Linked DNA regions of Homo sapiens: region 2 is linked to region 1. Evidence: read pairs that join two places in POLR2A ChIA-PET (ENCODE). Cell type or tissue: IMR-90. All regions are shown on one strand. Links, peaks and the distances in the headings refer to the core of each region. The heading gives the core; the rest is flanking DNA.

Region 1 (9,212 bases), core at 698-8,697:
AATATGAACAGACTGCGTAGATTTAGAGTACTCATATTATCTTCATGTTAATAGTGAAATACTGAAAGCTTTACTTTTGGGATTTGTAATATGGCAAGGATGCCCATTATTTCACTTCTGTCCACATTGTCCTGGAAGTCCTAGCCAATATGGTAAGTCAAGCAAAAAAGTAAAGTATAAGGTTTAAAAAGAAGAAATAAAATTATCATTATTTAGATAACATGACTGTATCCATAGAAGATCCAGTCATCAGCCTGCACAACATAGCAAAACCCCATCTCTACAAAAAAATGCAAAAATTAGCCAGGCATGTTGGTAAGCACCTGTAGTCCCAGCTACTTTGTGGGGTGGCAGATGGGGGCTAAGACAGGAGAATCATTTGAGCCCAGGAGCTTGAGGCTACAGTGAGCTGAGATGGTTCTACTGCACCCCAGCCTGGGTGACAGAGCAAAACCCTGTCTCAAAAAAGAAAAGAAAAGAAAAGAAAATCCAGTGATCATATAAATTCTTAGAATTAATAAGAGTTTAGCAAAGTTACTGGATACAAGGTCAATAAACAAAAATCTATTCCATGTCTCTATACTAGGAATAGAAAATGGAATTTTTATCCGGGCACAGTGGCTCACACCTGTAATCCCAGCACTTTGGCAGGCCGAGGCAGGCAGATCACCTGAGGTCCAGAGTTCGAGACCAGCCTGGCCAACATGGCGAAACCCTGTCTCTACTAAAAATAGAAAAAATTATTCGGGCATGGTAGCAGGTGCCTGTAATCCCAACTACTCGGTAGGCTGAGGCAGGAGAATCACTTGAACCCGGGAGGCAGAGGTTGCAGTGCGCCAAGATCATGCCACTGCACTCCAGCCTGGGCAATAAGAGTGAAATTTCATCTCAAAAAAAAAATGGAATTTTCAAAGAGGACAGTGTTTACAACAATGTAAAAATTCTCAGATACCTAGTGATAAATCTAGCAGAAGTTGTGTAAGACCTCTGTGCAAAAAAACCAGAAAATTTTATTTAAAGAAATTTTAAAAGACCAAAATAACTTGAAAGAATATACCATGTTCATGTTATGACAGACCCAGTGTTGTAAAGATAACATTTTTATAGATCAGTGTTATCCACTAGAAATATAATGTGAACCAGCCAGGCATGGTGGCTCATGCCTATAATCCCACCACTTTGGGAGGCCGAAGTGGGCAGATTGCTTGAGCCCAGGAGTTTGAGACCAGCTTGGGCAACATGGCAAAACCCCATCTCTACAAAAATAAAAGATAAAAAAATTAGCCAGATGTGGTGGCACGTGCCAGTAGTCCCAGCCACTTGGGAGGCTGAGGTGAGAGGATCACTTGAGCCTGGGAGGTCAAGACTGCAGTGAGCCCTGATCACACCACTACACTCCAACCTGAGCAACAGAGTGAAGAGCGAGACCCTGTCTCAAAAAAAAAAAAAAAAAAAGAAAAGTAATGCGAACCACATACGTAATTTTAAGTTTTCTAGTACCTACATTTAAAAAAGTAAAAAGAGGCAGGTAATCCCAGCACTTTGGGAGGCCAAAGCGGGTGGATCACCTGAGGTCAGGAGTTCGAGACCAGCCTGGCCAACATGGCAAAACCCTGTCTCTACTAAAAATACAAAAATTAGCTGGGCGTGGTGGCACACACCTGTAATCCCAGCTACTTGGGAAGCTGAGGCAGGAGAATCACTTGAACCCGGGAGGCGGAGGTTGCAGTGAGCTAAGATCATGCCGCTGCACTCCAGCCTGGGTGATGAATGAAATTCATCTCAAAAAATAAAAAAAATAAAAAAGTAAAAGGAAAGTTAATTGTAATATTTTATTTAACCCAGTGTACCCAAGATGTTATTTCAGCATGTAACCAATGTTAAAAATTGATTGAGGTATTTGTTGTAAACTAATTTTTTTCATACTCATTTGAAATTCAATGTGTATTTTACACTTACAATGTGGATTGGCACATTTCAGGTGCTCAGTAGCCATATGTAGCTAGTGGCTACTATAATGGATGACAAAACTATAGTTTCAATGCAAATAAAATTAAAATCCTAACAACTTTTTAATGTGAATCTTGATAAACTGATTCTAATATGATAATACAAAGGACAAAGAGTAGCTAAAATACTCTCGAAGACCAAGATAGGAAGACTTGCTTTACCAGGTATTAAGTCTTATTATAACAGTAACTAAGATAATACAGCATTGAAACAAGTGTGGAAAGTAGATCTATGCAAAAGAATAAAGAACCCAGAAACAGATCTATATATGTGGACACTTAATTTGCGACCATTGGGAATTTCAGAGCAGTAGGGAAAGAATAGCCTTTTCTTAATAAATCATGCTGGAAAAGTTAAATATTCGTATAAAAAATAGGCAGGGAGTGGTGGCTCACACCTGTAATCCAAACACTTTGGGAGGCTGAGGTGGGAGGATCACTTGAGGCCATGAGTTAAAGAATATAAAAATTATCCAGGTGTGGTAGTGCACACCTGTAGTCCTAGCTACTTGGGAGGCTGAGGTGGGAGAATCGCTTGAGCCCAGGAGGTCAAGGATGCAGTGAGCCATGATCATGCCACTGCACTCCAGCCTGGGTAATAGAGCAAGATCGTGTCTCAAAAAAAATTTGCTTTAAAAGAATTAAAAATTTTTTTTAAAATTCCTACCTTCCACCATACATAAAAATCATTACCAATCTATCTAGAACCCCAATCAATAAGAAAAAGCCAACCCAATAAAAACATGGGCAAGAGACTTAGGGATCTGACAGAAGAGGATATTCAATGGCCAAAAAACTTATGAAAAGATACTCAACCTCGTTAATCAGAAAATGCAAATTAAAATCACAAGGAAATATCACTGCATACTCACCAGAATGGCTAAAATTAAAAAGATTGACAGGAGCATTCTGAACCATTTTTGGCCCAGACTGCTGCCCTATACAAAAATTTTAATAAATAAAAATAAAAAGACTGACAGTACAAAATGGTGGGATGTGAAGCAGTGGCAACTTTTATACATAGCTGGAAGGAATATCAATACTCATATAACCACTTTGGAAAGCAGTTTTTGTCCTTATCTTCTAAAGACAAATATATGTATACCCTCATCCAGTAATTCCCACTCCTAGACATGCACCCATGTTAAAAGAATCTAGTTACTCACACATCAAAAAACAAGTACAAAGCCGTTCATAGCAACATTATTTGTAATAGCCAAAAAGTGGAAACCTGATTATTAACAGAAGAATCAATTAATAAATGATGGTATATTCGTACAGTCGAATACAATAGAAGTTGTTGTATTTACGCTCTGTGGGCCACACACAGTCTCTGTCACATATTCTTTGTATTTTTTTTCCAACCCTGTAAAAATATAAAACAATTCTTGAGAGCCATTCAAAAACAGGCTGAAGCCTTGGCGCATGGGTGTAGTATGCCATACAACAAAGAAAATGAACAAACCACAGTTACATGCAACAACTTAGATAAATCTCACAAGAATGTGGAGCTAAGGAAGTACAGACACAAAAGAAAAAGTACTATATGATTCTATTTGTAAAGTTTACAAAGCAGGCAAAACTAAAGCATAGTTTTTAGGGTTCATATTTAGATGGTTAAAAGCCTGAGGCAAAATAAGGGAAGTGGTTACACTGGATGAGGGGTTCTGGCAATGTTATGTGTCTTGGCCAGATAACTATTCAGTTTGTGGTAAATAATTGAGCTGTGTACTTTGGGTGTTTTTGTTCGGGGTTTTTTGGGGCATTTTATATTATTCTACACAATATAAAAGGTCTAAAAAGATGTGCTACATAAATGAATGTTCACTGAACTTTCATCACTGAACCTTTATCACTTCATCTACTTTGATCCCTCCCTTTCAGCGAACAAACACTCTCGTGTTGAAGAAACTAAATCCTTCTTTGACTTGGCCTTCCTTTCAAGTTACTGTACCATCTTCCTGCATCCTTTCAACACAAAGCCTCTTTAAAAAGTAGTCTATGCTTTCTGTTACTACTTTTTTGGCTTCTTTTATTCCACAGCCTATTTGTCATTCATCCCCACCACTCTACTGAAACTGCTCTCTCTGTGGCTATCAGTGATCTTCTGGTTGCTAAAACCAGTGGCAGGTTGTCAAAAGGATGACTCTACCATTCATTCACACAATTCATTTAACAGATGTTTCAGTTCTTGCTACTCATACTTGAGATGTAGTATTAACAAGACTGAAAAGGTCTTTGGTGGTCTTCAGAGCTTATATTTTAGTGGGGGAGACAAGGAATTAATATCTAAACAATTTCAGATAGTAATAGGAGATATAAGGATAATAAATCGGAATTCTGTACTCATAATAGTGACTCCTTACTGTGTGAGGGAAGGAGCAGAAAGCAGGAGCCATATTAGATGGGACACTCAAGAAAGGCATCTCTGAGTATTTGACACTGGTGGCCACTCCCTCCCTCCATAGTTTTTCCTACTTTGATCTACTTCTTCCACCTCTCTAACCGTTCCCCTTTTGGTCTCTTTTACATGATTTCTTCTCTTCCTGTTTTTCCTTTTTTAATTATAAAAATTTTCAAATATGAACTATCAAAAATAGAATAATTCAGTGAACACATATACCTGTTACCCAGATTCGACATTTATCAAGATTTGGCCATTTTGCTTTATCTATTCTTTTTTTCTTTTCTTTACTGAAGTATTATAAGCATTCCAGACATATCTACTTAATTCAGTTTGCCTTGCTAAAAATATGGGTGTTTTCTTACACATCCACATAAAACTAGCAATAATGCTTAGGTATCATCAGTCCTTAACTAAGTTTTTCAGATTTTCTTCAAAACTGTGTCTTTACAGTTGGATCCAAATCAAGTCTGCACATTCCATTTGGTTGTACTTCTTAAACTTCTGTTATCTATCCCTGTTTTTCCCCTGCTGTTTATTCATAGAAACCTAGTCAGTTGTTTTATAGAACTCTGCTTTCTGGATTTATCTTGTCAAAGAATGAGACCCCCTCTCAATATCTGAAACAAAAAGCATAAAGTTTATTTTATTCTTTGCTATGGTAAGGCTAGAGTCTCCCCAAATATAGTAGACCACTAATCTTATATAGGGTTTTGAGGAAGGGTGGAGCTCAAGAAGTGGCAGAGTTTCATGTCTATAAGTGGGTTGACATTATCTGTAAGAATGTGATTATTTGGGTGGGACTGTTGTTGATCAGTGGGCATTCAGGTGTGTTTATTGGAGTGAGTCCATTCCTGTTTGGCTAATTTTCAGAGACAAAGAGCAGTTACTCATCTTTGCAGGTGTTCACCAGGCAAGTTGTCATTGATCAATTCAATGGATTTTAAACCAACTGAAAGGATTTAAAACCAGTTCTGGTGGTTCTCTTGTTACCATGGTTACATAACAATTAGTCTTTTCCTAGGAGTATGGAAATTTTTTTTTATTCCCTTAGTGTTATTAGCTTGATCCTCTATTCTGTTTTTGGTTAAACTGTTTTAGCAAGATTATTTCACAGCTAATACCGTGTGGTCCCTATTACATCAGGAGGCTTACAATACCTGGTTGCCCCCACTTTAAGTGATGGGCTCCAGTGGTTGCAGCTGATTCCTCCGTTGTAAAGTTCCCTGGCATGCTTTTAACTAATGGTTCTATCCATTAATAATCATTACTTGAAACAGTTATTTTATAAGGAATTCAAAAGTGATGAATTGCTTTTCTTTTAAAAAAAAAAAAAAAAGTTTAAATTTTGGAGATGAGGTCTTGCTCTGTTGCCCAGACTCGAATGCAGTGGCATGATTACAGCTCACTGCAACATCAAACTCCTGGGCTCAAACGATCCTCCTGCCTCAGCATCTGGAGTAGCTAGGACTACAGGTGCACCACCATGCCCAGCCAAGTTCTTTAATCTTTTGTACAGATGGTATCTTGCTATGTTGCCAGGCAGGTCTCAAACTCCTGGGCTCAAGTGATCCTCCCACCTCCGCCTCCCAAAGTGTTGGGATTACAGGCATGAGCCACTATGCACCAGCCATGATTTTCTATTATTATTATTATTCCTTCCTCATTTATTAGCTGGTATTTTCTCAACAAACTTTCCCTCATCAACTATGATGATTTAATTACTTGAAATAACGCTCATCCAAGAAAAAGAGAATAAATACTTAATTCTTTTCTTAAATTGTTTCTAATGTCAGAGCCCTAGTTACTTCCTAGTGGGGGTAGTATCCAGTGAGTCGAGTTTTTGTATTTTGACTTTGCTTTTTCTTACTTTACATAATAAACTCATGGGATTTAATAATCAGTGTGATTCAGCCAATTGCAGTCATTATTTTTAATGCCCTAATTGTTCTTTTTCTGACTACCTTTTAAATGGTCTTATCCCCCAGGATCCGTCTATGATATGCTTTTCTTCCCCCTCTGCACTCTTTCCTGACTGACTTCAGTCTTTCCTATAACTACCCTCCACATTTTAATTACTCTCAAATCACTCTTTCTTACATGAATTTACCAGGCATTAGACCTGTGTTTCTATTTACTCACCTGCCTGGCCCTCCCAAAACATATTACATGCATGACTTCACATCTTTGAACTAAATGTATCTTTATTTGCTGTTCTTTTCTTATACTCCCAGTTATCAGCATTTTCATGCACCCTCTTCCAAGCCAGAAACCAGGAAATCATTTTTTATTCCTTCTCTCTTTTGCATAATTAGGTATTCTCCAAATTCGATCTCAGAATTATTTCACTGTTCCAGCCTTTCCTCTGAATTAAACTGCTTAAAGTATTCAGAAAACAGTGACCTCTTACCCATACTATCTGACCACATTCCTAAGTTGATTGCCTACCACTTATGACCTCTTCCCACTCCAAATTGTTCTCTATTACCCTTGGAGTTACCTTCTTGAAAATAAGTCTAGTCATGTTAGTCCAGTTTCAGGACCTCTGCTGCATCCTTGTTACCTAATACAATAGTGTTTCCCCAGATTTGTCCAAGAGAATATTAATTCTACAAGATATTAATAGGTATTCTTTGAAAAAGAGGTGCTGGAAATAAATACTTAGAAAATACTGATTTCACCCATAATCCCAGCACTTTGAGAGGCTGAAGTGGGAGGATCACTTGAGGCTAGGAGTTCAAAACCAGCCTAGTCAACATGGCAAAACTCCATCTCTACAAAAAAAAAAAAAAAAAAAAAAAAAGCCAGGTGTGGTAGCACACACCTGTAATCCCAACTACTTGGGAGGCTGAGACACGAGAATCCCTTGAACCCAGAAGGCAGAGATTGCAGTGAGCCGAGATTGTGCCACTGCAGTCCAGCCTGGATACTCTGTCTTAAAAAAAAAAAAAAAAAAAACTGATTTGTTTGCTCTAGATTTCTCAGCCTTTTTATATGCAGTGTATTTTAATTCTGTGTGTCTAATAGGGGGATATAATAAATAGCATTCTACAAGCTCATTGGGTCATGAATTTTTTTATTGTTGCTAACTATCTAGAGGGATTAATGTTATTCAGTAAAATTTGGGGAAACACTAGCCAAATGAATAAATTGTTAGCCTTTAGATTGCATTGAAGACCTTTCATAATCTCCCATGTTAAATTAAATATCCCCTACTGTTCCCTTGTCACTCTTTGCATATGTTCTTCTGCATTTGTCTCTTAATGTACTAGCATTATCTGTATCCATCTTCACCATGGACCATGAGTTTCATGGGCTCTCTTTATCTCTGTATCCTCAGCACTAAACAGTGTCTGGCATGTAATAGCTCAATAACAACCCACTGAATAATAAATGGATCTGTTTCTGAAATAGGAATTTTCCCCAGCTCTATTATTATTGTCATACTTACAGGATCATTGGTTTCTTTAATTTGTAGGTTTGGAAAAAGAATTAAAATTAGAGCTGAAACAGACCTTCAAGTTCATCTAGGCCAGCAGTTTTTAGACTGTGTATCTTCAATATTTCACAATCCTCTTTCCCACAGTTCCCCTTCCCTTCAGGGGCTGTTAAAGGGAATAGAAAGGAAAAAGTGGCATATGAAACACATGTTCTCTTAGCAGCTTTAAATGTTAGGTTTCTTAAATTCCCTTTGAGGAGGAGTTCCGAGGCTATACTTTGGGAGCTATTGGTCTAGAGACCAATCCCTTTGCTTATGAAGAAATGATAACAGGCCCAGAATAATTGGCTTTCCCACTGTCACAAAGTTCTTAGTAACAGAGCCAGAACTAGGATTCAAATGATCTTACTTTCACAGTGCTCTTTGCAAAATTTTGAAAAATGAAAAAGCTTATTAGATTATGAACTAAAATTCAGTTATGTGTTCACATGAAAACCTGTACATAAATGTTCACTGTAGCTTTATTCATATTAGCCCCAAACTGGGCACAACCCAAATGTCCTTCAACAGATAATGGATAAATAAACTGTGACATATTCATACAGAAGCCATACATGTAATAAAATGGCATAGAACTAAACACACACACAAATAAGTGCAAATAAAACCAGTGCCATGTGAATGAGATCATTGGATTGTCTCCATGTCAATATCCTGGATGTGATATTGTACTGTAGTTTTGTAAGATGTTACCATTGGGGGAAACTGGGTAAAGGGCACAGGGGATCTCTCTGTATTATTTCTTACAACTGAGTGTGAATCTACAAGTATCTCAAAAAGTTTAATTTAAGAATTTTTAAAAATAAAAATACAGATGCCTCCAAAAAATAAAATATTATGTGGATTTATTATTTAGAGCCAAACTTGGAATGCCACAGTTTTTGAGTCCTGAAGCGCAGAGTCTTTTACGAATGCTTTTCAAGCGAAATCCTGCAAACAGATTAGGTAAAAATTTTAACTAATTTGTTTATGTTGTATGTTTGTTGGTGTTTGTTTTTAGCGGGGAGTAGATATTTGTTTTGTGGTGGAATTATTAACTATTTAGACAAGGCTAGGCCTGGTGGCTCACGCCTGTAATCCCAGCACTTTGGGAGACCAAGGCGGGAGAATTACTTGAGTCCAGGAGTTCAAGACCAGCCTGGGAAAAATGGCAAAACCTCATCTTTACAAAAAATACAAAAATTAGCCAGGCATGGTGGTGCGTGCCTGTAGTCCCAGCTACTCAGGAAGTTGAGGTAGGAGGATCACTTGAGCCTGAGAGGTTGAGGCTGCAGTGAACTGAGATCACACCACTGCGCTC
Region 2 (12,270 bases), core at 1-8,000, 130 kb before region 1:
AACACTACTCAGCCACAGAAAAAGAGTGAAATAATGTCTTTTGCAGCAACTTGGATGGAGCTGGAGGCCATTATGAGAAGTGAAGTAACTCAGGAATGGAAAACCAAATACCGCATGTTCTCACTTAGAAGTGGAAGCTAAGCTATGGGTATACAAAGGGATGCAGAGTGGTATAATGGACATTGGAAACTCAGAAGAGGGGAGGGTGGGAGGAGTGTGAGGGATAAAAGAACTACATATTGGGTACAACGTACACTACTTGGGTGATGGGTGCACTAAAATCTCAGACTTTACCTCTAAAGAAAGGAAAATAAAAGAATTAAAAAAATATTTAAAAAGAAATTATGTTTTTTAAAAAAAGAGAATTATCCTACCCAAGAGCCGAGAGACCAGGGGTCATTGGTTGAGGATTGCTGCTGGCAGGTTGGGGCTGGAGATGTTAATTTCCCAGCACATCTGTATCTAATATAGGCATTTTCTTCCATGACTGAGATTCAGTATCTTTCTCTTTATCTGGGCCTTTAACTTCGTCTTGTTTTCACTGGTCTTTCCTTGACCCTTGGCCCCACACCCAGCTCCTTGAATTCACTATTCTCTACCACTATAAATGTCATCAGCCATGTGGCCCACTTTCATTCCCATGGTCAGCCTCTCTTAATCAGGTCCACCATTTACTTTTACTTCTCCTGGACTCCCATTCACTAGGTATTCTACCTAGCACAGAGTCTTGCTAATAATAGACTCAGTACATGCATGCAGCATAACTATTGGCAGGGGATCCATAGCCATGCTGATTTGCAAAGACTTCAAATTACTGTTAAATCGCAGTTTGATTCTTGCTACTTCCTGCAATCCTTCCAATCCTTAGGTACTTCCTGGATGTTTTCCTGACAACTAAAGCCTCACTTTCTGTATCAGTTATCAGTGACCACATAATTCTGTGTAATAAAACACCCCAAGACTCAGTGTCTTTAAACAATAACCATTTATTGTGTTCACAAGTCTGTGGGTTGGCAATTTAGGCTGGGCTCAGATGGACAGTGCTTCTGATTTCAACTGGACTCACTCATGGATCTTACAGTCATCTGCAGCTCAGCTAATCTAGGATAACCTCAGCTGCAATGACTAGAATGACTCAACTCTGCTCCTCATGTCCCATCTTCCAACAGGATAACCTGGATATGTTCTCGTGGCAAACACAGAAGTAAGTGAAAACACTCAAGGCCTTTTGAGACCTGGACCTGGAACTGGCCCACCATCACTTCCACCACATTCTATTGCCCAAAACAAGTTACAGGGCCAGCCCAGATTCAAAGGAAAGGAAAATAGACTCTGGCTCTTCAGTGGATGAAATTCCAAGGTCACCTGGTAAAGGAAGAGGTGAAGAAGTAAGGTCATTAATGTAATCTTTCATACTGTAACACTTGCTTTTTGACTTAGAAGGTTGAGTGTGTTTTGTATGTCAATCACACCTCAGTAAAACGGTTTTTAAAACAAGAAGATTGAATGTTTATTTCCTTCCCTTTCAGCTCAAAGTTTCTATACTTTAAAACATCCAAATAGTACAATATAAGCAGCGCTGGCTTTTTGGTTTGAATTATTAGATATTGTTTCAGTTCTCCATTTCTATAGAGGCAGACATCAAAGACAGAAGTATGGAAAGTGTGATTTCACTCATAAATATCCCAGTAGAACTTAAAGACAATATTTTAAGTAACCAACTAAAGACTCATCTTGAACAGAAGTTAGATAACATCACCCACAATCTTAGAGTTTATTTATTTTATTTTATATTAAAGATAAGGATGTTCTCCCTACATCTGATGTCTTCACTGGAAGAGAGGCTGTGCAAAAAGGTGCTTAAATTGTATGTCATTCACAAAAGGGAACAAAGGAGCTGCCACTATTACTGCCGTTGCCATGGCCATATCATATTAAATCAGGATAGAGGAGGTTATTGAAACGGCTCTTCAAATAAGGTATCTTCTCATAAGACGTCTCTGCCAGCGAAATCAGTTGGAACATTGGGTACAGAGTGTCCAGTGGAGAGAACGTACAAAATACTCAAGCCGACGAAGATCCAGTGAATCAAATGGCCTTGCTGTGCTCCACTCAACACTATTTCTGTCTTGCATGAGGTGTGTGTCCTGAATTTGATTTACTATCTTTAATGTCATTCATCCACAGTCCATAGTATATATATGTGGATGCAGCAAGGTGCTCCAATTAGGACCTGGAAATCCACTACAGTCCAGTTGAAGCATAACGATTTGAAACATATAAAATGGTGGAGAGGAAGAGGGATGTGAAGGCAACGAGTTCCTAATGTCCTGCTTAGAAAGAAAGGGCAATGCAGAACGGTGATTAAGCAGCCAAATATCTGTGACAGTCTCAGGCTTGAGTCCAGGCTCTGCCACTGCTCGCTACGTGACTTCAGGTAGGTTTCTTACTATCTTTAAGCCTCGGTTTCTTTATCTGAAAATGAGACTACTGTTGAAACAACCTCAAAGGTTTCATGGAGGAGAAATATCAGTATGTAAAGCATTTTGCAAGGTGCCTGGCACAAAGTTAGCACTTAATTAATGAAAACTATAATTTTTGTTTTGGAGACAGGGTGTCGCTCTATTGCCCAGGCTGGAGTGCAGTGACTCAATCTTGGCTCCCTGCAACCTCCACCTCCTGGGTTCAAGTGATCCTCCCACCTCAGCCTCTCGAGTAGATGGGACTACAGGTGTGAGCCACCACACCCAGCTAATTTTTGTATTTTTTGTAGAGGCAGGATCTCACTATGTTGCCCAGGCTGGTCTCGAACTCCTGAGCTCAAGCGATCTACCCGCCTTGGCCTCCCAAAGCGCTGGGATTACCGGCATGAGCCATCACGCCTGGCCTGAGAACTATACATTTTTAAACTGGAAGGGACCTAGGAGATCTTTGTATAAAAGCTCATCATTCAGAAGATGAAAAACAACCACAGAGAAGGCTAAAGGAGTCCCACCTCAGTTACACAGCTTAGTGGCACAACTGGGGCTGAAAACCTAAGACTTTCTGATTCCTCTGCCTCTCTGTGTTATCCCTCCACCAACAAGCCCCTCTTGCCTACCCTCTTCCACACAGTGAAACTTCAATAAATAGCTAGGAGTTTTTGCCTTTCCCCTGGAAAGCCGCATCTCAGGCACAGGAAACTCTGAAAGGTATGGAATTTTCTAATGAGGCATTTGCCGCGTGCTCACTTTAATCCACTGCAAGTGTCTCTGGGAAATAAAATATTGGCAGGTCTGTCCAACAGCTGCTCAGCCTAGAGACCACAGCTTATTTTGGTCCATTTATGTTAACTCATCTGTCTCAAGCTCTTTGTTAGTGACTCACCGCATACTGCTACCAAAAATATACACCAAAAATCCAAGAATCATTCATATGAAGGGCAAACGTCTTGCTTAAAATACCACATTTCTGCCGTCGTGTTTTTATGAAGTTTTTCCTTCCTCCCGCCTCCACATCACATTTTCTTCTCTCCTTTCTTCCTTCTCCATCTTTGATCGCCTTCAGTGGCATGGAAGCTGCATGGGGTGATCAAGAGAATTCTAGAATGGATATCAGAAGGCCTGGTTCTGGTCCTGAGCTGGTATGCTTTAACTGCAAAAACCTAGCAAGTCACAACTGGTATGTGACTCGGTTTTTTCTTATCCATAATACAGGAGGGTTGTATTAGCTCTACAGTTCCCACCAGTACAACCGCCAAGAACTTCTTCATTGCTTTCCCTTGAAGGATTCCAAGCTTTGAAAGATTTTCATCTGCCACATAATCTACCTTTTAAAATAAAAATTAATATTCCCCATTTTCTATAAATTTTGAGTAAACAACCTAATTAATATACATTAGAATCAATAAATAACAATAAGCAGGAAATAAAAATGTTTAAAGTATTAAATTGACTTTTTTATTAAGATGGCTGCTATTTCAAATACTATGCCCAGATGTGTCATAGAAAAATACATCATCTTTTTTAGAATTGTTGAAATATTGAAAATGGTTCATATACTATGTCCTATATCTAAAAATAGGTGGGCACAGTGGCTCACGCCTGTAATCCCAGCACTTTGGGAGGCTGAGGCAGGAGAACCACTTGAGGGCAGGAGTTCAAGACCAGCCTGGGCAACAAAGAAGACCCGGATCGCTACAAAAAAAAATTAAAAATAATTAAAAAAATTAGCCAGGTACATTGGTGCAAACCTGTAGTCCTAGCTACTTGAGAGGCTGAGGCAGCAGGATCACTTGAGCCCAGTAGGTTGAGGCTGCAGTGAGCTATAATTGTACCACTGCACTCCAGCCTGGGCAACAGAGCAAGACCCCCATCTCAAATAAAAATAAAAATAAAAATAGACATGGTAAGGATACACAGCAACTTCAGGATGATTGTAACTTCCAGGGAGGAGGAAAAGGATGAAGATGGGGGAGACGGCCTTTGAGTATATCTGTAATATTTCACTTATTAAGACCTGACACAAATACAGGAAATCATTAACAAGTTAAATCTTAGTGATAGATACATGGTTATCAGTTATTAATATTATCCTTTCTTTTTATGATTAAAATATTTCAAAATTAAATATTTTAAATTTACAGAAGCTTATCAACTGAAACTCTTATACATTGCTGGTAAGAGTGTAAAATGCTGTAACAACTTTGGAAAACTTTAGCAGTTACTTAAAAAATTAAACCTACCCCTACCATACAACAAGGCAATTCCCTTCATAGATATATGCCCAAAATAAATGAATACACATATTCATAAAAAGACATGTACAAGAATGTTTATGCCAGCCTTATTTATAAGCCAAAAATAGAAAAGAGCCCAAGTGCCTATCAATAGGTGAAAGAATAAACAAATTGTGATATATTCATACACTGAAATACTACTTAGCTATAAAAAGGAGAGAACACCTTTTATCCAATAATATGGATAAATCTTGAAAAACATGCTGAGCAAAAAGTCACATACAAAAGAAAGAATACATACTGTGTGATTCTATTTACATGAAGTTCTAAACCAGGTCAAACAAATCCATAGTAATAGAAATCAGAGCAGTGTTTGCCTATTGTGTGGGGAGATTACCTAGAAAGAGGCACAGGGAAATTTCTGGAGCGAGGGACGTGTCTTGAGGAAATAAATATCTTTTTAAATTTTTTCTGTATTTTTAGTTTCTGTGGGTACATAGTAGGTGTATATATTTATGGGGTACATGAGATATTTTGGTACAGGCATGCAATGCATAATAATCACTTCATGAAAATTGAGTATCCGTACCCTCAAGCATTTATCCTTTGTGTTACAAACAATCCAATTATACTCTTTTAGTTCTCTTTAAATGTACAATTAAATTATTATTGGCTAGAGTCCCCCTGTTGTCTTGATTGGGGTAGTGGTTACATGAGTGTTTGCATTTGCAAAAAAATAAAAACACCTCTTCAAATTGTATGTCTGAGATCTGTGCATTTCACCCTAGATAAATTTTACCTCAATTTTTAAAAATACCTAAAGCTCATAAACTCACATACTGTTGTCAAGGACTCCCAGGAGAGCTGGGGACCTCAAGACAGGAATCAGTCCTGGAATGAGGATTCCTGCCGTGATTTTCATGTCTGAACAGTGTGAGATTTTACTTTCTATATTGCTCTTTACTCTCATTACAAATGAAGTCTTTCTTTGAGGAAGTCTTTCTTTGAGGAGGTCTTTCAAAGCAATGTGTTGTAGTGGAAAGAATATGGGCTTTAGAAATAGCCAGAGCCCTGGGTTTGAGCCTGTGCTCCCTGGCTCATTGGCTATGTGACTCTGGGCACGGAAGTGACCTCCTTAAGTTTATTTTCTTAACCTTATGCAGGAGCACGCAAAGTCTACTTCCCGGGGTTATTCGGGAGATTAAATTAGATCACACAAGCAAAAGTGTATTTCACACAGCCAGGCTCAGCACAGATGCTCCATACATTCTGGTTTCCTTTTCTTCCTTCCTTTACTTTTTATAGACCCTCTACAGAACGAAAGCTTCATATCTCCTCCATCATCACAGTTCAAATCCTGAGGATATAGGAATAGCTTCCTTGTTCCTCCTCAAAGGTAGCAAGCAAAAATGCCACACTCAAAGGTAGCAAGCAGCAAAAGGGGCTACTTCCCTGAGCCCCATGATTTAATGGGTTCTGCTCTGATACCCCCCATAGCCACATTCTTCCCCATAGGGCAGGAGTCAGTAGGGTCAAAAGGCTATGCCCATCCAGAGCCTGTGCCCCACCTAGACCACAATCCAGGTACCAGGACCCCAGAATACACTGCCCAGGGGACCAAGAGCTGGCTTCCACAGCCACCATGGTCCCCTTCCCTGGTCCATCTTCCCAACAGCAGACCGTGTTACAAATGAGCACATCTCTAGTCCCAAGGAACCATCAAAGGGCAGTTGTTTGGGGCTGTGTAAACAGAGCTTGGACACGTAGGCAGGGTGTCCATCCACATTGTGCAAGACCCCTCGTGGTGTTTGGAGGATTCTGGGGTGGGAAGAGAAAGGGAGCTTGACCTCTGGCTGGGCTCAGGAGCCAGGGGCTGGCTCACCCTGTACCATCAGGTTCTGGTGCAGAACTCTGAGGAGGCCAAGAACTCTAAATCTGGACCTGGCCTTCCAGGCCAATATTGATATGTCAAGAAGATGATAGAATACATTTTATAATATTTTATAACTTTTCACAATCAGGCATAGAGTATGTGGGTTTCCGTGTGTACTCTTGCTCTGGGCTTGCCACATGGTAGGGATAGACCTGCCCAGCATATTCCCCTCTCAGGACCTTTGCACTTGCGGTTCTTTTGCCCTCTCTTCAGATCTCTACTTAGCCTCCTCCCTCATTTCCTTCATGTTCCCCTTCCTCTATCCCCCTTTCACTTGTCTGACCATCATATTTGCTCCCCAGCCCTCATACCTCTATGCCCTTCCTATAATTTCTTTTTCGTATTACAACTTGATATTTTATTTGTTAAGTGCCTGACTCCTCCATTAGAGTATAAATGTCAAACCAACTGAAAATTTTCTGCCTTGTTCACTACTGTATTTCCCTCACTCAACATAGTATCTGGCACATAGGAGGGGCTAAGCAAGGTAACTATTGCATTAATGCATGAATAACTTAATGAATGGATTTCTATTCCCATGCCTTATTCTCTGTTCTTGTCCCAATGTTTCACAACATAAAAGCCAAAAAAAAAAAAAAAAACTTTTTAAATAGGCCAACTCACTTGCATTTCAGATTTTATTTCAAATTTAATAAACCTGCTGAACACAACCCCCAGTCTTCCAGCTCTCTTGCTCTATTTTTACCACTACCGTCTGTTCTTATTACAGAGAACTCCGGCCCCTTGACATCCCCTACTTTGTCTTCATCTATCAACCTTCATCTGCCTCCATCTCCTGCCCTTTCTGCCTAGAACTCACAGCCCATCACTTCGATCATTCTTCTGCTGATATTCTCAAGTACTTTGCCCTTTCGCCTGGCAAAACCCTAACTCTGGATCAAATCAAGGAACGTTTCCATTTCTAAACTGGAGCTACATCACAGAATAATAAATTAACAGGGGTAGCAAAATGATCTAAAAATATAATCATTTCTTTCCTGGCCAAAACTCTTGCCTACCAACTATTGCACATTCTTTACATGGCTAAAATTAAATATGCAAGTCTTCCGTGGCATTTAATTAGCAATCTGGCAGAAAGAAAATGCTGCTCTACTTTCATTCACAAATTTTAGTTTAATTACATTCCGTACCCTTTTCCAAGCCAAGATGGTTGGGTTCAAATTTCTGGTTAAGAAAATCTAAGGTAAATGTTACATCACTTTTGAAAAGCCTGAAACTCACACAATCAACACATTTTCTCTCTCTCTCTCTCTCTCTCTCTCTTTCTCTCTGACTTCTTCCAGCTAGAATATCCCTACAGAAAATGTCAGATCTCGGCCGGGCGCGGTAGCTCACGCCTGTAATCTCAGCACTTTGGGAGACCGAGGCAGGTGGATCACGAGGTCAGGAGATCGAGACCAGCCTGGCTAACACGGTGAAACCCCGTCTCTACTGAAAATACAAAAAATTAGCCAGGCGTTATGGCACGTGCCTGTAATCCCAGCTACTCAGGAGGCTGAGACAGGAGAATGGCATGAACCCCGGAGGCGGAGGTTGCAGTGATCACGCCACTGCACTCCAGCCTAGGCAACAGAGCGAGACTCCATCTCAAAAAATAAAAAAATAAAAGAAAGAAAGAAAGAAAATTCCAGGTCTCTTTTCAAAAGAGAGTTGAGAATAACAAGCAAAATACAAATTTCAGTTACATAGGAGGAATAAGTTCAAGAGATCTATTGTATAACATGGTGACTGTCGTTAATAACAACATATTGTAGTCTTGAAAAATGTTACGAATTTACACTTTAAGTATTCTCACCACAAAAACGATAATTATGTGAGATAATGCATATGTTGATTAGCTCAATTTAACCATTCCACAAATACATGGATTTCAAAATGTCATGTTGTACATGACAAATATGTACAATTTTATTTGTCGATTTAAAAAGTAAAATAAACATTTAAAAAGAATACAATATCATGTATTAAATACAATATACAGGTTGAATATGTTTAAGAATACAGTGTTGTATGATTGCTACTATGTTTAAAAACATAAATGTGTATGGGCAAAGAGTAAAACCAACAAACAGAAATGATAGTAGTGATATTAGGAATTTGAAGTTTTTTCTCTGAGCACTCTTAGATGTTATAATATTGTTTTTACAATTGAGAGTGAGGACAGGGTAGGGAGGAGGGAGAGAAAGCCAAATTTGCTGCAGAGAGGGTATGATAACCTTTTGAATTTCAAATTACCATTGGTTCCATTGACACCTAAAAGCAGCATTTCTCTGACCTTTAATAAATGTCCTAAATAAGTCAAAGTGGTCACGGTAGAGCCATTATAATCCTGTAGTTTTAATGTCACACATACTCCACCTATTACAAATGTCTTACTAGTATGTGCGTTTGTTTTTAATCTCAAAAATACAGAAAATTTAAGCCATTTCGCATGAATTCCAGGGTCTGGATCAAGTTGCAAGAGAAAATCACTATAAACTTTAATGAAAATACAACAATATTTTAAAGATTATAAGTAATAAATGTCTTACTAAAAGTACCTCATAATATAGACGTATTGCTTTTCCAAGGATAAACATGAAAGCATAAGAGCCCAGAGGCTCAATTCTTGCAGACGAGAAAACAAACTCCTTAAAACTGGTATTAAATCTCTGAACTTAGAGAAAATATGAGGAGGGGCCTTACCATCCCCTTCAGGTCCATGCCCACAAAGAACCCAGAGTTTCAGTAAACAAATGAGGTACATAATCCATTTGTGATAGCGCTCAATTCATATGGTTACTTCCTAATCAAGACAAAAATAAACCCTAGGCATAAATGCATCTTGCTAGTGGCTTCTCCATAAATAACACTGCAAATCAATAATTATGCTCATTTCCTTAGAAATGCCTTAATTATTACTCCACATTCTTGCATAGAAATATGAGTAGAAAATAAACAAAACTAAATAGAGAACATTCCAGCATCCCCATAGATTGACTTTGGATGTATTTTTCTCAGCAAATCTACTACTGTTCTTTTTTTTATTTTATTTTATTTTTCAAACACATATGCTTGTTTATCTTAAGGAATCCTTTGGGGGTAGGAGGACTAAACTGGTACAGTGAAATGTCACAGTACTTTCTAATAAGGAATGATAAGTTATAAACACTTTAGTTGAATTATCAATAGTAGCATGTCTCTGCTAACACTCAATTTTCTCCAGGAACAAGCTGTTTATTACTTCATTTATGTATGTGTTCCTTTATTTGGTGCCAAAATTTGTTAACAGAAATAATGAAAGAGGATTGAAATAAAAATTAAATGCTTTGATCACGGAACAACTTTTGCAGAGGCAGCAGCAAGCGAATGTGCCACCTATTAAGCATGAGACTGTAATCATTTCTTAGGTGGCCCACTTACACTTTATGTAAAAGAGCATTATTAAGTGAAAAAGCACAAACAGAGTGAAGGATGATGTAATAATTCACGCTTCCCACATTGTGCTGTTTGAGCTCCGGTTGAGCTCCAGTCAAGGGACAGCTATACCACTAATGTGTTTTATTAAGCAACAATAAAGAGTCCTGAGAGATTCTCTTGTAATTCTCATTTTTAAATGAGAGCCAAAGAAAAAGAATCATTTCTAACAACATGGGAATCCACTAGGACTTTTTTTATATACATAACTTCCAAATAAAATGTAAATCGTACTCAAGGGAGGGAAACTAGTCCTGGGGAATAATGATGGTGATTCCTCAACTATCCGTGGTGTGTTCCCAGGGGCACAGGCATTCAGTGCAAGCCAATAGGTTGCTTTTGGGTTCTTGATACTTTTAGGTTTCTGTGTTGGGAGGGGAGTCATAAAAGGAGAATAGGCTAAAGTGCTTTTTCAGAGTTTAACTGGATTATTGAAAAGAGTGTGTGGAACCTCACAGATGAGAGACAAGTTAGCGAAGAAGAAAGACTGAGTAATGGGCCATGCCATATTCTATCATAGAATGCCTTCCTCCATACAACATGGACTATCATGAAATATTGGCTTTCTTGGATTCTAGGTATTATTCTGTATTCCAAGCTTTATATATCTAAAATAAAGATACTCATATCTTGACAAATTATAAGTTTCTTCCACCTCTTCCTGTTTTGAGGGACCCTCTCCTGCTTTTTATTGTTGATGTGAATTAATCAAGTAGACGTAAATCAATCTAACTCTAAAAATAACAGATACTATGGATAGCAAGTACAGTCACCAAAATATCTCTATAGGTATCAGTATTTTTTCTCCAATCATGAGAATGAGAGAGAATGAATGAGTGACAGCATGAGAGAGACAGAATTTTTTCCACTCCTTTTACATTTTTACCAGTTTTTTTCTTCTGAGATTTCTCTGCGAAACTACAAGAAGATGTAGATTAGTCAGTGGTTTTCAGCTTTAATACAATATACTGAAACCAGATTATCCTCTGCTTTTAATTGCCTCTTCCTAAAATGCTCCATTGTCATTACCCAATGATAGTGTTCTTTAAGGATATTATACTTTCAACTTGGTGTTTATTGAACAGGGATATTTATTGTCTGTGGTGGCCTGCTGAATTGCATGGTGAAGGTACCCTAAAGGGAAAATTAGAAGTTGTTTGAAATGGTCATTTTAATTTGACTATTGTTCAGAATATTCTGAACTGTTTTCTAACTTAGCTTTAAGGTTTTCATTAAGTCATTTTTAAGATTTCTGATTGGGTGAAATAATAACATCACATAACGCATAACTGAATGGAAACCTAACCTCTTCTTATACGGAGAATGAAACAAGCCCGGGGAGAAAAAATAATTTACCAAAGTCACAGAACTAAGGAGTAACAGGGATCTAGGACCCAGGTGTTCCTTTTTTTTTTCTTTTTTAATGTTTTTTTAATAATTTCATTCTTCCATTCTTATGTATATACCTACAGAACCCTGGTGTTCTAACTCCTGGACAAATGGTCTTTGGCCTACATGTACAGTACATACATCTGAACCTACCAACTTTAGGCAAAATTGTTATATTAGATTTGTATCCTGAATCTCATCCCCTATGCCCTGAGCTTTTCCTTCCTCCTCAAGAAAACTTCAGCTTTTCTTTCCCTGTTGTCATTCCCAACCGCTAGCAGGGTTTACTTGTCCTAAACTCAGGACCTTTTCTTCTGTGTTTCGGGTAGCATCTAATTACTTAAGTAATTAAGTCATATAATACTGAGTGTCATGTGGCTTCATGCTAAGCTTTTCAAATATAGATTACCATCAGTATGAGACCAACTTCTGTGGGTTAAGTTAAGCCATGGATAAAATATTATGGTCCGTCTTCATCAGCCATCAAACTTTCTGAAGAAATTGATTGTGGAAGAGAGTGATGAATATCTTTGCCCCACTCCAGATCCACTCTCTACCCCTCTCTACGTGATTCTGTGCTCCTGGAGGCTGACCTGTATGCAATGCATCAATGGGCTCCCTCGTCTTCTGGCTCCCAGTTGGGTTTGAAGAACGAGGGGCACCAATGGGAGATCAGAGGGCGCAAGAAGTATTGATTCTTCCAGTTCTGTCTCCACAGGATCTCTACAGGTTGGCTGCATCTCCCACCGTGGAA

What was found. ChIA-PET counts read pairs that join two places held together with the same protein. Peaks named below come from ENCODE experiments on the same cell type or tissue, not always from the same donor. Only the 100,000 strongest peaks of a DNase experiment are listed, where the experiment ranks them.
Region 2: POLR2A ChIA-PET joins it to region 1 with 5 read pairs; 3 of 35 experiments call an interaction of 5 or more read pairs at or near these places.

Annotation. Positions count from the first base shown.
Region 1 is chrX:20,176,641-20,185,852 of GRCh38, reverse strand. RPS6KA3 (ribosomal protein S6 kinase A3) reads left to right here. Exons shown (of 22, transcript NM_004586.3): 11 at 8,769-8,857. Among named protein-coding and RNA genes, the nearest start is that of EIF1AX, 39 kb to the right of the region's middle. In IMR-90, for the core only: no CTCF peak of the experiment used is centred there; no DNase peak of the experiment used is centred there.
Region 2 is chrX:20,301,058-20,313,327 of GRCh38, reverse strand. No RefSeq gene overlaps it. Among named protein-coding and RNA genes, the nearest start is that of RPS6KA3, 40 kb to the right of the region's middle. In IMR-90, for the core only: no CTCF peak of the experiment used is centred there; a DNase peak (open chromatin) is centred at 3,367; H3K27ac peaks cover 179 bases.